Linked DNA regions of Homo sapiens: region 2 is linked to region 1. A link is a loop called in an ENCODE intact Hi-C map of the cell type or tissue named here. Cell type or tissue: Caco-2. All regions are shown on one strand.

Region 1 (8,000 bases):
CTCACTTCACAGCCAAAAAAAGTGTGGCAATGGGCTCATGTTCATGGCATTCACTGGTCTTACCATGTTCTCCATCATCCTGAAGCAACTGGCTTGAAAGAATGGTGAAAAGGCCTTTTGAAGTCACAGTTACAATACCAACTAGGTGACAATACTTTGCAGGGCCAGGGCAAAGTTCTCCAAAAGGCTATATATGCTCTGAATCTGTGTTCAATAATGGAGCTGTTTCTCCCATAGCCAGGATTCACTGGTCCAGGAACCAAGGGGTGGAAGTGGAAGTAGTACCACTCACCATCATCCAGGAGCAAAATTTTTGCTTCCTGTTTCTGCAACATTATATGCTGCTGCCCTGGAGGTCTTAGTTCCAGAGAGAGGAATGCTGCCACCAGGAGACACAGTGACTCCGTTGAACTGGAAGTGAAGATTGTCACTGACCATGGTGTATATGTGCCACATTTTCTTAATGCAGTCTATCATTGATGGACATTTGGGTTGGTTCCAAGTCTTTGCTATTGTGAATAGTGCTGCAATAAACATACATGTGCTTGTGTCTTTATAGTAGCATGATTTATAATCCTTTGGATATATACCCAGTAATGGGATTGCTGGGTCAAATGGTATTTCTAGTTCTAGATCCTTGAGGAATTGCCACACTGTCTTCCACAATGGTTGAACTAATTTACATACGCACCATGGAATACTATGCAGCCATAAGAAAGGATGAGTTCATGTCCTTTGCAGGAACATGGATGAAGCTGGAAACCATCATTCTCAGCAAACTATCACAAAGATAGAAAACCAAACACCATATGTTCTCACTCATAGGTGGGAATTGAACAATGAGAACACTTGGACACAAGGCGGGGAACATGACACACCGGGGCCTGTCAGGGGGTCGGGGGCCGGGGGAAGGATAGCATTAGGAGAAATATCTAATGTAAATGACGAGTTGATGGGTACAGTAAACGAACATGGCACATGTATACCAATGTATCAAACCTGCATGTTGTGCACATGTACCCTAGAACTTAAAGTATAATTAAAAAATAAATAAAAGTGTCAGCCCTCTGGGCCCAAGCCTGCAAGTATTCATCTAGATGGCCTGAAGTAACTGAAGAATCACAAAAGAAGTTAAAATGGCCTGTTCCTTCCTTAACTGATGACATTACCTTGTGAAATTCCTTCTCCTGGCTCATCCTGGCTCAAAAGCTCCCCCACTGAGCACTTTGTGACCCCCACCCCTGCCAGCCAGAGAACAACCCCCTTTGACTGTAATTTTCCACCACCTACCCAAATCCTATAAAACAGCCCCACCCCTATCTCCCTTCGCTGACTCACTTTTCGGACTCAGCCCGCCTGCAGCCAGGTGAAATAAACAGCCATGTTGCTCACACAAAGCCTGTTTGGTGGTCTCTTCACACGGGCGCGTGTGAAAAAAAGAATATCTTGGGGACTTGAGAATAGTGTTAGAACATGAAAAATGCTGGAGGGCCTTCTAAGTCAAAGAGTAATTTTGAACCTTATCCAAAATGGCAATGGTAAGCCACTAAAAGGCTGAATTGTGAGAGCTGATTGTTAACAGAATATCTGTGAGCCAGTTGTTAAACACAGCCATTATTAAAATTAAATTATATAAATTTGCAATTAAATAAATTAAAATGAAAACTAATAAATACCAACCCCCCACCCCACCACCACCAAAAATATATATATATATATATTTTTACTGACCACTTTGAGTTCCTCATACCTCTAAGTCAACGGATAAGAAGGGAGTTACAGTGCTGGCTGGGGTGATTGACCCAGACTATCAAGATGAAATCAAACTATTACTTCACAGTGGAGATAAGGAAGAGTATGTCTGGAATACAGGAGATCCCTTAGGACATCTCTTGGCATTACCCTGTAATTAAGGTCAATGGGAAACTACAACAACCCAATCCAGGCAGAGCTACAAATTGCCCAGATCCTTTAGGAATGATGGTTTGGGTCACTCCACCAGGTAAAAAACCACAACCAGCTGAGGTGCTTGCTGAAGACAAAGGGAATACAGAATGGGTAGTAGAAGAAAGTCATTATCAATACCAGCTATGACCATGTGAGCAGTTACAGACATGAGGACTGTAATCGTCATGAGTATTTCCTCCTTATTTTGCTAAGAATACATTGATGTGGCTGGGCACGGAGGCTCACGCCTGTAATCCCAGCACTTTAGGAGGCTGAGGCAGGCAGATCACAAGGTCAGGAGTTTGAGACCAGCCCAGCCAATATGGTGAAACCCCATCTCTACTAAAAATACAGAGAAAAAATTAACCAGGCATGGTGGTAGGCGCCTGTAGTCCCAGCTACTCTGGAGGCTGAGGCAAGAGAATCGCTTGAACCCATGAGGCAGAGGTTGCAGTGAGCTGAGATCACACCACTGCACTCCACCCTGGGCGACAGAGCAAGACTCCATCTCAAAAAAAAAAAAAAAAAAAAAAAAAAAAAAGAATACATTTGTGCACATATACACCTGTATTAAGCAAATAACTTTGCTTTATTTCCTTTCTCATTTCTTTATCTTGTAACATAAAGTTTATTGACTACATATCAGCATTTAAATGTTGTTAATTTTAGGTAATAGTATTTAAGGACTAGCAAGTTTTTGGTTGTATGAAGGATAGTTGTATTATGTTAGGTGGAATTATAACCTTGTTATTGGCTTTATTTGGAGATTAAGAATGATTTAAGGAGATGTCTATGGGTGCCAAGTTGACAAGGGGTGGGTGGACTAGTAATTGTTAATATTAGATGTCAACTTCACTGCACTGAGGAATACCTAGATGGCTGATGAAACATTGTTTCTGGGTATGTCTATAAAGGTGTTGCTAGAGGAGATTGACATTTGAGTTGGTGTACTGGGAGAGGAAGGCTTGCTCCCAGTGTGGGTGGGCACCATCCAACTGGTTGCCAGTGCACTGTCGACAAAAATAGTCAAACTGTAAAATATTTGAAGAGATTTATTCCGAGCCAAATATGAGTGACCACGGCCCATGACATAGCCCACAGGTGGCCCTAAGAACATGTGTCCAAGGTGGTCGGGGCACAGCTTGATTTTATACATTTTAAGGAGGGATGAGACATCAATCAAATACATTTAAGAAATACATTGGTTTGGTGCAGAAAGGTGGGACAACTCAAAGCGGCAGGGGATGTGAGGTGGGTGCTTACAGGCTATAGGTAAATTTAAATATTTCCTGGTTGACGGTTGAGTTTGCCTACCTGGGATGATAGAAAGGAAATGCAGGTTAAGATAAAAGATTGTGGAGACCAAGGTTCTTTTGAAGTCTTATAGTGGCTGCCATTAGAGACAATAAATGACAAGTATTTCCTGTTCAGACCTTTAAAAGGTGCTAGACTCTTAATCTCTTCAGGATTGGGAGGGCCTGGAAGAAAAAGATCTGGCTGTGTTAACAGAGAGTCTTTACAGATGCGAGTTTTCCCCAACAGATTGGAGGGCCATTTCAAAATATGGCAAAGAGGCATGTTTTGGGGTAAAACATTTTGACGTTCTTCTTTGTCACATAATGTTATGCCAGAGTCAGATTGGAAAGTAAGTCACGATATATAGGGTTAAATAAAACCTATCTGATGAGAATTTATGGTTTGTAGGGCATAACTCCCCAGACCCCTTTAGATAGCAATTTGGGCAAGATAAAAAAAAATCAGAGTATAGTCCTCAGTGGCTAGAACAAGACAGGTAGAAGAAGGGGGATAAGTTTGCTCGCTGAGTTTCCTTGTTCTTTCTTTTCCTTTGCTGGACACTTTGCTTCTTCTCCTCCTGCCCTTGGAAATCAGACTCCAGGTTCTTCAGACTTTGAACTCTTGCACTAGCAGTCTTGTATGGGCTCTCGGGGCCTTCAGCTGCAGATTGAAGGCTGCACTGTCAGCTTCCCTGGTTTTGAGGCTTTCAGACTTGGACTGAGCCACTACTGGCTTCTCTCTTTCCCCAGTCCGCAAATGGCCTGTCATGGGACTTCACCTTGTAATCATGTAAGCCAATTCTCCCTACTAAACTCCCTGTTATGTATACATATATCCTATTGGTTCTGTCCCTCTGGAGAACCCTGACTAATAACCTGAGGTGGTTGGAGGCTTTCCCTGGATGGAAAAAGTCATCTCCACCATCTTCCACTCACTGGATTACTTACCAATTCACTGTGCAGGAAATTTTGGTTTTCTGAATATGTCATGTTTCTTAGTACAGATTATGGGAGTTTTTCTGGATTCTACAATTTATAATACCACCATATTCCATGGCAATACAATTTTAAAAAAACAAGTAAGGGAAAATAAAAACTTGCTTAATTATATATTTTTAAAGACATTTTGAGGTGGGCAGATGAAAAAAACAAAAACTTCTGCACAAACAAATGTCTAGTAAGAACTTAGGAGGCCCTAAAATAAGTGACACACAATGAGACTCCATCTGCAATTAATATGCTGAGGTCATTCTCTGAATAATGTATTTTTTACAAGGATTTTGTTGACATTTAAGATAAATGAGGTTATTGGGGTCTTCTTTTGGGACTAAATTATCCTGGATTGCACGGTCACAGTGTAGAAGCAATACACTTAGCTCGGTTTTTTTGATTCTCCTCTCTTGAACTTTGTTTTGTGGGAATTCCGAAGTTGCTCTTGAGAGTTAAACTTTTTTTTTTTTCTCTTGCACAAGGGAATAAACCCAAGTACAGCCTTTGGGGCAAATAGTGGACTTTTTGTTCTCCCATTGAAGGCCTCTGGGATTGGTGGCTGATCAATCACTCCTGGTCCGATCCACAGACAAAAGCCCTTCTGATTGGCTGTCACTGGGTCAGGTTCCCACCCTGCCTTATCTCTGTCGCACCCTTGTAGGCTAACAATAAGACTGGGTGTAGGGCGTGTTAGTTTAGAGAGATAGTGTGGCTTAGACTGAGTCTGCCCGGTACCTGCTAAGGTCTGTATTTTACTCTAGTGATGTCAAGTGAGACAAGAGCTGGAAAAGCACTTTCCGAAGACAAAAGTTCTACGTATGGTGGAGGATACAGCAAACAAGAACGAATGCTGTCTATGGATAGGACTAGTGTGATTTTAGAAACTCATATGCTATAAGCTGAAGAATTTGAGGAAATCCTTTTTCAGGCTACTTTAATTGATGTCTTTGTGAACATAACTTTTACACGATGAGCATGCAAAAAGTGTGGGTTACTGCATCTAAGAATTGAGCTATATTAAGGTAAAAGGTTCACCTGGCTTACAAAATGATAGAGAAGAGTAGTTAGCTGATAAATGTGTAACTTTTGCATTTGCTAAGAAAGAATGCAGACTCCAAATAGAGCACATTTGAGATGTGCCCCAACCATTGTATTTAAAAGGGGAGGAAATCGAAATTCAAGAGGTTGAGAAACTTGTTTTATGCCACGTAGAAAGTTTGTGGCAGAACCATATTATAAACTCAGATCTTCGAACTCCTGGTTGCCATGAAAGGAGTACCAGCCCAGTTATCTGAGACCTGGATTCAAGTCCTGGCTGTACAGCTTACAGTGTGTCACAAAAGCTTTCTAATCCTACATTACAGAAATAAGTAATCTACTTTGTCTGCTTCCCAGGGTGGCTATAAGGATAATATTTACCAAAGTATTTTGCCAAGAGTTATATAAGTGCAGAGTTATGTTGCTTAATTCAAAGTATAATCATTTGATATCACCTATCTGATAAGGCCAACTTTGTAAACAATAAAATCATGGCAATGAAAACCTATTTTGTCATTTTCTTTTACCCCTTGGAGTCTGGCAATAGTACTGGCAGATGCTGTGTATAATAAAGCTGATTTATCAAAGAGTGTAATTTGTGAAATTCAAATGTACTTGTGACGACAGTTTGCTTTAAAAAATCTTGCTTTCAAAGAAAATATGCAAATAGACCATAATCCAAAATTAATGTTCTTCATTAATGTTTTTCATGTCATGGATAATGACTTTCCTTTTAAAATGATAAAGGAGGTAAATAATTTCTTGCTTGACAGAAAATATTCTGCATTACCAAATCACAAATTTTGCCCTGATTTCAGGTCCAGACTCAAATCAGTGTAAATTTTCCAGGACTTTACCACATTCATCATTGATGTCTATTCTAGTTCTTTGTAAACCCACCATAAGTTTATTGAAAAACTACTATAGAGTAATCCTTGTCCTTTTCAAACATTTAGATAGACAACATTTACCATGTCACTATTTTCACAGGCTTGGCAAAGATATGCTTTAGAATTGTAAGTATTGTCATACAGAGATTTATTGAGTTGAAATTCATATGATGTGAAATCAACCATTTTAAAGTGTACAATTCAGTGGCATTAAGTACATCACAATGTTAGGCAACCACATGTCTATAATTTCAAAACATTTTCATCTCCCCAAAAGAAATCCATTACCCATTAAACAGTCACTCTCCAATCTACTTTCCACCATCCCCCTGGAAATCACCTATCTCTTCTCTGTCTCTATGGATTTACCTATATGATCCCATCTTATTGGCTTATATTGTTATGTCTAGCAATTTCTTCTTTAACTTCATACTGGTTCTGAGAAAGATGGTCAGTTTGTATTTTCATTTGTGGCTACAAAATGGAAGTAGAATTAAAAAGATGGTAATTGACTTGCCACAGTCCACTCAGAGAGGCATTGGCTGACAGTCCCAGAAATGTAATAGACCATGACAGATTACTTGTGTACTCACCAAGGAGAGGATTACAGGTTAGCCTCTGTCTCCTTATTCAGACTAGCCAATATCAGAATGTGTTACTGAGTCCCTAGCTTGAATAGGATGGGTAACAATGTTCGTTCATTCATTCATTCATTCTTTCAACAAAGAATGAGTGCCTAGGATGTGTAAGTTCCTGGGCTATATATTACAGATGACTGTTGTGTGCATTGCAAATCACAGTTCCTAAAGGTAGATAGTTTTACAAGCACTCGTTCTTGTGAACCATGACATGTTAAATAAATATGTTCTTAGGGATCCTTTAATTCACACACTCACACACACACATACACGCACACGCATACACACTTGTTTGTTAACATTTGAAAATCAAAGCTCTTTTAGCTGGACTAGCGGTTTTCTTCCCTAAAAAGGCTTTGTGAATGTCTAGTAACACAACCTGAGTGTACACAGAGAACTCATTTCTTGTTCTTTCTGACCATAGATGGGTGCTCCTTAATGCCTGATTTAGTTGTTGATTGGACTAGTCAACCTGTTTAGGTACTGTTTAAAAGCCTCTTCATCAAGAGATCTGCAAATGTGGGTTTATAGAACTTCACCGTTGTCTCCGACTGAAACAGGGCCCTTGATGCCGTGATGTCTAGCCAGGCCTCTTCTGTATGTGTCACGCATGTGTGGGCATAAGATGTGATGTAAACAGAATGGTAGGTTTCAAAATGAGGAAAATGGGAGGACCTGGGCAGACCATTGGTGCTGCTGTAAAAAATCATTTTTGGCATGAATTTGGGTTTAATTTAACCCATTCTTTGTTAAAAGAAATCAAATTATTCAAGGAACTAGGACCTGGGAACCTCCGCCTCTCCCCTGAATATCATGGTCAGTCCGGGCCTTCATGATAACAAGTTTCAGGTTATTCTATTGAAACGCAAGGGACCAAAGAGTGTTTGTTATCTGTTGCCTTTCAAAGGCCTCTAAGCAGTGAAATACTATCTGAGAGAAAGAGACACAAGACCAGACTAGCAGGTGTTGATCCAAAAAGAGGTGAAAACATTCTCAGCACAAACTTACAGCCAGTGTGAATTTATTTTTGTGCCTCCAGGTAGGGAATGCCTAACAAATAGAATATTATCTACTTTTTAGTCTTATGGAAGATGTTTAAGAATTTTATGGTACGCATGCTGAAACAATTACATATCATAATATTGAATTCTATCATATAACAGAGGAAAGATAACACCAAGGTTAATATCAAAATTAATAAT
Region 2 (8,000 bases), 50 kb before region 1:
GTTTAGTACAGACGGTATTTCACCTTGTTGACCAGGATGGTCTCGATCTCTTGACCTTGTGATCCACCTGCCTTGACCTCCCAAAACTGCTGGCATTATAGGTGTGAGCCACCTCGCCCGGCCCACTCCCCCATTCTCTTTTGCCAGTCCTCCAGAAGAACATCTACTTCTCACTAGACTAGCACACTCTTTGTTCTCTAATGAATCACTAAGCATACTTTGCCTTATTTCCTCCAAAAGGGGATTAGCAATTCATCTTCATGAGTCTGAAATGGGCACAATATCTTCTTTTACTCTTCAATTTTGAACTGGGAATTTCCAGCCAAAAACCTTGAGAGGATGTTTGGAGGAGGAGGGCACAGAAAGGAGACCTCTGCCAAGGAAGAAGAATCTCTGGCCTTCGGCCTCCTGGAGGGGTCTCTAGGCTTATACATTTAAACTATGCAAAACCAGAATGGCCACCAGGAGGGAGGATTTAGAGCAGGAAGGACTGGGAAATTTTTAAGAAATAATCCTCTCCACATAATGAGATTATTGTACTCATAACGATGACTGAACATCTTCTAAGTGCTGTGCTCTGTGCTGTGCTGTTCAGATACAATGTCTCATTTAATTATCAAAATGACTTTCAAAAAACTAAAAATACAACTACCATTTAGCAATCCCACTACTGTGTATATACACAAATGGAAAGAAGGCATTACATCAAAAAGACACCTAGCTGTACCTGCATGTTTATTGCAGCATTGTTCACAACATTGATGGCAGCAGTGCCTATCTAGAGTGGCCGCTGCCAAGACCCTGGCTGCAGTAGGGAGGTGGGTTGGGCCTTCTGCTCCATGGAGCAGGCAAGAGCCTCGCCCTCCTGGGTCTCTGCAGTCAGTACCCTCAGGGGTCAAGAAGGCCCACCTGCCCTACCCCCATCTCCACAGGCTGGGGGTGTCTGCTCCTGCTGCCTGGCCTTTCCTTGCTTGTGGTGCCTGCTCCAATCTCAGAGCAGGGTTGGGGCCGAATTCGGGCACTTTCACAGCCTGGTTGGGTGTGCGCACACTTGGGGCAGTGCTGACATGCCAGCCCCCTGCTACCTCAGCCCCCTCTGGGCTTTGGGTGTCAAGGAGCACAGGAGGGGAAGCTGAGCAGGTGCTGAGGGCAGCTCGGCACTGGCCTACAAGTTCCCCTTGGTGCAAGCAGCCTGGGCACCATGGATGGCTGTAGGAGGTGGACAGGCTCCTGGGTGGAAGAAGGCAGGTCCCCAGTGAAGCCCCTCCTTCAGGCTCAGGGAAGGCCTGAAGCCTGGGGACCAGGCTGCCAGTCCTGCCTACCAGAGGAGGAACTCATAGTGCTTTTTCCTGGGACCGCCCATGGCTGCCCATGGACCAATCAGGATGCACTTCCCCGCACTGGGGCCCATAAGAGCCCCAGGCTCAGCCAGAGCAAGGCTGACAACAGGTCTACCAACTGCAGAGAGGAGCTATGCTTTCTGCTGATAGCTGGAGAAAGTTGGGACAACCAGAAGCAGAGAGGAGCTTCCTACCTCAGGGATGACCTGCCTGCAGAGAGGAGTAACCCACTCCAGGGCCTCCTTTCTGCTAAGAGCTGCATAGATCATGGGATGACTTGTCAGCAGAGAGGAGCCAGCCACCCCAGGACCTCCCTATCTCTACTGAGCTGTTTACTGCTCAGTAAGGCTCCTCTTCTTCTTGCTCACCTTCCACTTATCTGCATGCTTCATTCTTATTGGTTGCAGGACAAGAACTTGGGGCCTGCTGAATGGCAAGGCTAGAAGAGCTGTAACACAAACTGGGCTCAAACATGCCACTTGCTCACCACATTGCAGGAGAAGAGATGGGGAGAAGAGCTGCAGCCCTTCAGGGAGCCCAGACCTGGGAACTTCCTGAGCTGGGGCTGTGACTCCTTCTTTGGGGCCCTGCATTTCCTGGCATCTCTAAGCTTCCAGATGCCACTGCATTCCCCAGTGCCAGCTGGGGAAGCTGCTTGCAGTGTGCCTGGTCCAGCTGCAGCCTCGCAGAGAGCTGGCACCTGTGCTGGCACCTGGAGCTGCCTGCCCCACTGTACCAGCCAGCAGACTGTGCACAGTGGCCAGACCCCATGCTCTCTCCCTCACACACCCCTCACTGCTCCATGCCTGGCTTGCCCTTGGCAGGCGTGGGACCCAGGCTAGTAGTGTGAGTTGAGTACAGCCTGCCAGGCCAAGTGGGCAGAACAAGCTAAGCAGGCCCGAGCAAAAGTCAAGCAAAGGCACCACTGGCCACAGAGATTTCCAGCCAGAAAAGCAACACCCCAAAGATCCCATAACCATAGCAAAGGTATGGAATGAACCTAAGTGTCCATCAATGGAGAACTGGATAAAGAAAATGTGGTATATATGTACCATGGAATACTACTCAGCCATGAAAAGAACGAAATCATGTCTTTTGCAGCAACATGGATTGAACTGGAGGCCATTATCCTAAGTGAAATAACTCAGACACAGAAAGTCAAATACTGCTTCTCACAAGTGGGAGCTAAACAATGGGTACACATGGGTATACAGAGCAGAATAATAGACACATGGCACTCCAAAAGGTGAGAGGTGAGAGGGGCTAGGGCTCGAAAAATTACTTATTGAGTACAACGTTCATTATTTAGGAGATGGGTTCACTGAACAACTAGACTTCACCACTGTGGAATGTATGCATCTAAGAAATCTGCACTTGGCCGGGTGCGGAGGCTCACACCTATAATCCCAGCACTTTGGGGGGCCGAGGCAGGTGGATCACCTGAGGTCGGGAGTTCGAGACCAGTCTGGACAACATGGCAAAACCCTAAAATGTCTCTACTAAAAATACAAAAATTAGCTTGATGTGGTGGTGCGTGCCTGTAGTCCCAGATACTCAGGAAGGTGAGGCAGGAGAATCACTTGAACCCAGGAGGTGGAGGTTTCAGTGGGCCGAGATCACACCACTGCACTCCAGCCTAGGTAACAGGGCAAGACTCCATTTAAAAAAAAAAAAAGAAAAGAAAGAAAAAAATCTGCACTTGTACCTCCTAAATCTATAAAAATAAAAAATTAAGAAAAAACAGCTTTGAGGTAGTTCTATCATTACCACCATTTTGCAGATGAGGGGCTGTGGTGCAGAAAGCTGGACATGGGTTTCAGGTCACAGATCTTAGAGACTGCACAGCAAAGATTCAAATCCAGAGGAGTCTGTCTTCAGTCTGAGCTCTTGACCGCCATGTCTTACCAGTGGTCTGTCAATCTTGGCTTAAGTAAACAAATGCATTCTCTTTTCCTTCCTTCATCTCATCCTTCAGTGCCTACCAATGCCCCTCTCCTGATCTGAAAAACAGATCTGCTTTTCTGCCTGCTCCTCAGTCTATCCTCAAAGGCCTGGGCCAGCAGTGTGCATAGAGTCTGAAAAGGCATCACACAATGTGCCTTTGGCTCCCAGGTGGCAGCCCACTCACCTGGGCTGATGGCTCAGTGTGACTGGGATTTGGGTGTGATGGGGGATGAACCAATTTGGGGGGAATTAGTTGGCAGTGCCAGGCTACGATATTTGGGAGCTTACGAACAAGTGGGCCATGACAGTGTCTCTCACAGCTACGCTTGGAATAAAAGCAAGTGAGGAATGTGCTGAGTGTGCATTACCCAGCGTGGACGGAGCCCTCTCAGTCTACCCTCAAGGCCATTTTTTGTGCACACACACCCCACCCCCCACCCTCATGGGATTCAGGGCACTCTTGTCTCACCTACAACAGTTCTGTCATCACAAAATCTGCTACTAAGATTTTATTTGCAAGGCTTAGGTTTGGGACTTTCTGGGGCCAAAATATTTCTATCGTTTTTCACTTCTTAAAGGCTAGACAGAGCGGACTTCAAGCCTACTCTCTTGATCTGTTATTTTGCTCTTAGTGATCTGTTTAGGTTTTTCTCTGTGGGTAATTGTGCGATGTTTTAAAGATGCCTGAAGGCGTCTTGACCGTGACTTGATAGGGTCTGACTTCAGAGGGTCTCATAGTCTCCCTGAGTTCTTTAAAGGCTCTAGTAACTGGTAGAGTCTTAAAAATATGCAGCCATTTCTCCAAAGCTTGCCTATTGGTTTGGGAGCATTTTAAATGGCAGATGCTTTTGATCCACCTTTCTTCTGTCTCTGAGATGACTCCCACCCACTGCACGTGGTCTATGCACAGGTTATCAAACCGGAATTGACCTCCCCACAGAGAAGGGAGGTTAAAAAAAAAAAAAAAAAGACACGGAAATCCTCTTTCTTTTTATTGTTGTCCACTATTACTCACCTCATATAATAAACGGGCAGCTCTTTCTTTGGTCTTCCCCTTGAGGCTGCTGTATTTAAAAATCTAAAGAATGCAAAGAATGCTTACTGTGAACTATAAGAGTATCTTTCAGCCACAAATGCTCTTGCCACCTCTTAGCTTCCAGGCAAAGATACACTTGTAAGGGAAAGGCAGCCAGAAGTATGGGGGCCTGAGGTGGGGGTATATGTGGGGGCTGAGGGTTGATATTAATGGAGTTTGTTCTCCTTTTCTCCCTCAGACAGGCTTTATCATTTTCTGTCTTGAAAAATTACTAAGTAGCATTTGAAATAAACTCCCCCAGGGAAAATGACATGGATATTGTGAATTTTAAGTAAAAATCACTTTCTGCCTCTCTGCATGATTAATTCTTCTTCATATCTTCTTTTCCAAATATCGTGTTAAAAACAGTATTGCGTTTACATATAGTCTTAAATAACCATGGTTAATAGCAGAAGAAAGATAGTTCTTTGTCTGACTAAAGCAAGTAACTTTTTCAGTGCAAAGTATCAGTTGTAGGGCTGGAGACAGTGGAAGTTGCTGTTCTGCCCTCTGTTTCTAGAAAAATAAAGTTTTTCTGAGACTAAAAAGGAAGCAAAGGACACAATTCTGAAAGGAGGAAAGTTTTCCTATTGATGATTAGGACTTTAACTTTACCCTGGAAATAATGAGCTTGGTTCTTTCTTTTATCCTCAGGAAGACTTAAGAGATACCTTAAGTTTGTTTTGCCCCTTTCTTCTTTCAGAGATCCTGCACTTCACTATACTAATGCCAACGTGGGGAGAACTGGTTTCTTTACAACCCAGAGAGCCCAATGGAAAGTGGTATTCTTTGTCTCCGCAAAACTAAAATAACAAGTGTTTCTTGCAGGTAATAAGGCACAAGTGTAGGCCACACAGAAACGGTGACCCAATCTGGGCACAAATGGGACTCTTTGCCATTTTAGGATGTCGTGTTGGAATTTCAAAGAGCTGAAACCAAGGTCAGAGCTGGTCATATTTAGGAAACAATCCTCTAACAACCTTCGCTTTGCCTGACCTGTTTCACGTAGTATAGTCCAGATTCATTTGTTTCCACTTCCTTGCCTGGAATGCCTTCCTTTCCTTTAATGAGTTTGAGTCTGGTCCTTTCTTCCAATATGCTGCTCCAGTTTTACCTACTTGCAAAAGCCTTTCAAAGTTTCCAATTCCTAGTCTCGAGGGATTGCCTTTTTCTCTGGATTCCTATGCCCCTTGGATCTCTAGTTCATGCATTCAGCCAGTCATTCATGATGTTCCCTCTCTCTGGGATGCTCTTCTCCCAGGTCTTTGCATGGCTGGCTTCTTCTCACTCAACTGAAATGCCACTTTCAGTTTCCCTCACTACCATTCTAAAGTAGGAGCCTTTTCTGTATATTCAGAGACTGTTGAGTTGAGACAGATCTGAAGATGGAAGATACTAGATCCACACCCGTTAGTGTAAGAAACAGAGAAATTTCCTGGAAATTTCTGGTGGCTAAAATATGTGAGATGCAAATGTGTATTTTAAGGATGGTAGTTTAATGTGAATAAGCAGGAAAGACTGTGTGTTTAGCTCATATTAATCTCTGGGGTCTTCCCCTAGTTGTTCTCTGGATGAGGTTTCTTAGTATTGAGGATTGACAGAGGGTGTACCTAACCTGAAGAAGTAAGGAAAGTAAAACCTTAAATGCCAGTAAACATCATACAGTTTAGGTTGAAAAACTCTTGTAGCTCATTAAAAGGGTTCACAGGAAGGTTTCAAAAGCAGGGTATTGAACCAGAAATGTAGGTCTGGGGAAATGAAACCTAAGTGTAAGATAAATGGAAGTGAGAAGTAGAAATAGGAATTAGAAAGAAAGTAGTGTGAAAATGGAATAGCTATGGGAGAAAATTGTTTACAGTGCCATTGGGGTGCACATCCTACTTTTGTAAAGAAAAGTTTAAAATAACATCTTTATTAACATATAGTTCACATATCATATAATCACCCATTTAAAGTGCACAATTCAAAGGTTTTTAGTATATTCACAGATACATGTCACCATCACCACAGCCAAAATTAGAACATTTTTATCACCTCATAAAGAAGCCCCATATTTTTTAGCTACTACCCCCCATCCCTCCTATCTCCAGACAAACACTGAAGTGCCTTCTGTCTTTATGGATTTGCCTGTTCAGGATATTTCATGTAAATGGAATTATATAATACATAGTCTTTGTCTTATGTAATTTCCTTCTTTCCCTTAACATAATGTTTTCAAGGTTCATTCGTGTCAAAGCGTGTGGTAGTACTTCCTCTTTTTTTTTCTTTTTTTTTTTTTTTTTGAGACAGAGTCTCACTTTGTCGCCCAGGCTAGAGTGCAGTGGCATGATCTCAGCTCACTGCAACCTCCGCCTCCCGGGTTCAAGCAATTCTCCTGCCTCAGCCTCCCGAGTAGCTAGCATTACAGGCCTGCTCCACCATGCCAGGCTAATTTTTTGTATTTTTAGCAAAGACGGGGTTTCACCATGCTGGCCAGGCTGGTCTCTAACTGCTGACCTCGTGATCCACCCACCTCGGCCTCCCAAAGTGCTGGGATTACAGGCATGAGCCACTGCGCCTGGCTGCAGTACTTCCTTTTTATGGCCAAATAATGTTTCATCGTATGGATGGATGTATAATGTTTTGTTTGGTCATTGATCAGTTGATAGACATTTGGGTTGTTTCTACCTTTTGGCTATTATGAATAATGCTGGTATAAATATTCATGTATGGGTTTTTGTGTGGATGTATGTTTTCATCTTCCCTGGTAGATATCTAGGAGTAAAATTTTGAGTCACATGGTAACTCTATGCTTAACCTTCTGAGGAGCTGCCAGACTGTTTTACACAGTAGCTGCACCATTTTCCATTCTCACCAGCAGTCTGTAAGGATTCTGATTTTTCCACATCCTTGTCAACACTTGCTCTTATCTAACTTTTTGAGTATAGATATCCTGGTGGGTGTGAAATGGCATCGTGTTGTCGTTTTGGTTTTGATTTCTCTGATGACTAATGACATCAAGCATACTTTTATACATTTATGACTTCTTTGGAGAAATGTTTATTCAAATCTTTTACCCAATTTTTAAAATTAGGCTTTTATTATTTTTATTATAGAATTATATGAGTTCTTTATATATTTTAGATGTAAGTCTCCTATCAGATATATGATTTCAATTTTTTTCTCTCATTCTGTGGATTGTCTTTTTACTTTCTTGACCATATTCTTTGAAGCAGAAAAGCTTTAATTTTGATGAAGTCTATTGTTTTGGACTATTTTTTCTTTTTCTGCTCATGCTTTTGGTGTCATAACTAAGAATGTATTACCAACTGCAAGATCACAAAAATTTACCTCCATATTTTATTCTAAGAGTTGTATTGTTTTCACTCATATATTTAGGTGTTTGACTCCCATTGAGTTAATTTCTATATATAGTGTAAGTTAGAGGTTCGATTTCATTCTTTGGCATGTGGCTACCTTGTTGTTCCAGCATCCTTTGTTGAAAAGATCGTTCTTTTCTCTTTAAAAAGCTTGGAACGCTTGTCAAAAATCAGTGCACCATAGGCAGATGGATTTAATTCTAGATTCTTGATTCTATTCCATTTCTCTGTATGTTTGTCCTTATGACAGTGCCACACTGTCTTGATTACTGTTGATTTGTA

What was found. A loop is a pair of places that touch in the nucleus more often than their neighbours do. Peaks named below come from ENCODE experiments on the same cell type or tissue, not always from the same donor. Only the 100,000 strongest peaks of a DNase experiment are listed, where the experiment ranks them.
Region 2: it touches region 1 in a loop (2.0-fold over the local background); 2 of 110 quality-filtered maps call a loop at or near these places.

Annotation. Positions count from the first base shown.
Region 1 is chr13:79,857,077-79,865,076 of GRCh38, forward strand. No RefSeq gene overlaps it. Among named protein-coding and RNA genes, the nearest start is that of LINC00382, 12 kb to the right of the region's middle. In Caco-2, no CTCF peak of the experiment used is centred here; DNase peaks (open chromatin) are centred at 3,905 and 4,845.
Region 2 is chr13:79,806,583-79,814,582 of GRCh38, forward strand. No RefSeq gene overlaps it. Among named protein-coding and RNA genes, the nearest start is that of LINC01038, 6.2 kb to the left of the region's middle. RefSeq lists enhancers at 597-1,573, 1,574-2,549. In Caco-2, no CTCF peak of the experiment used is centred here; a DNase peak (open chromatin) is centred at 4,189.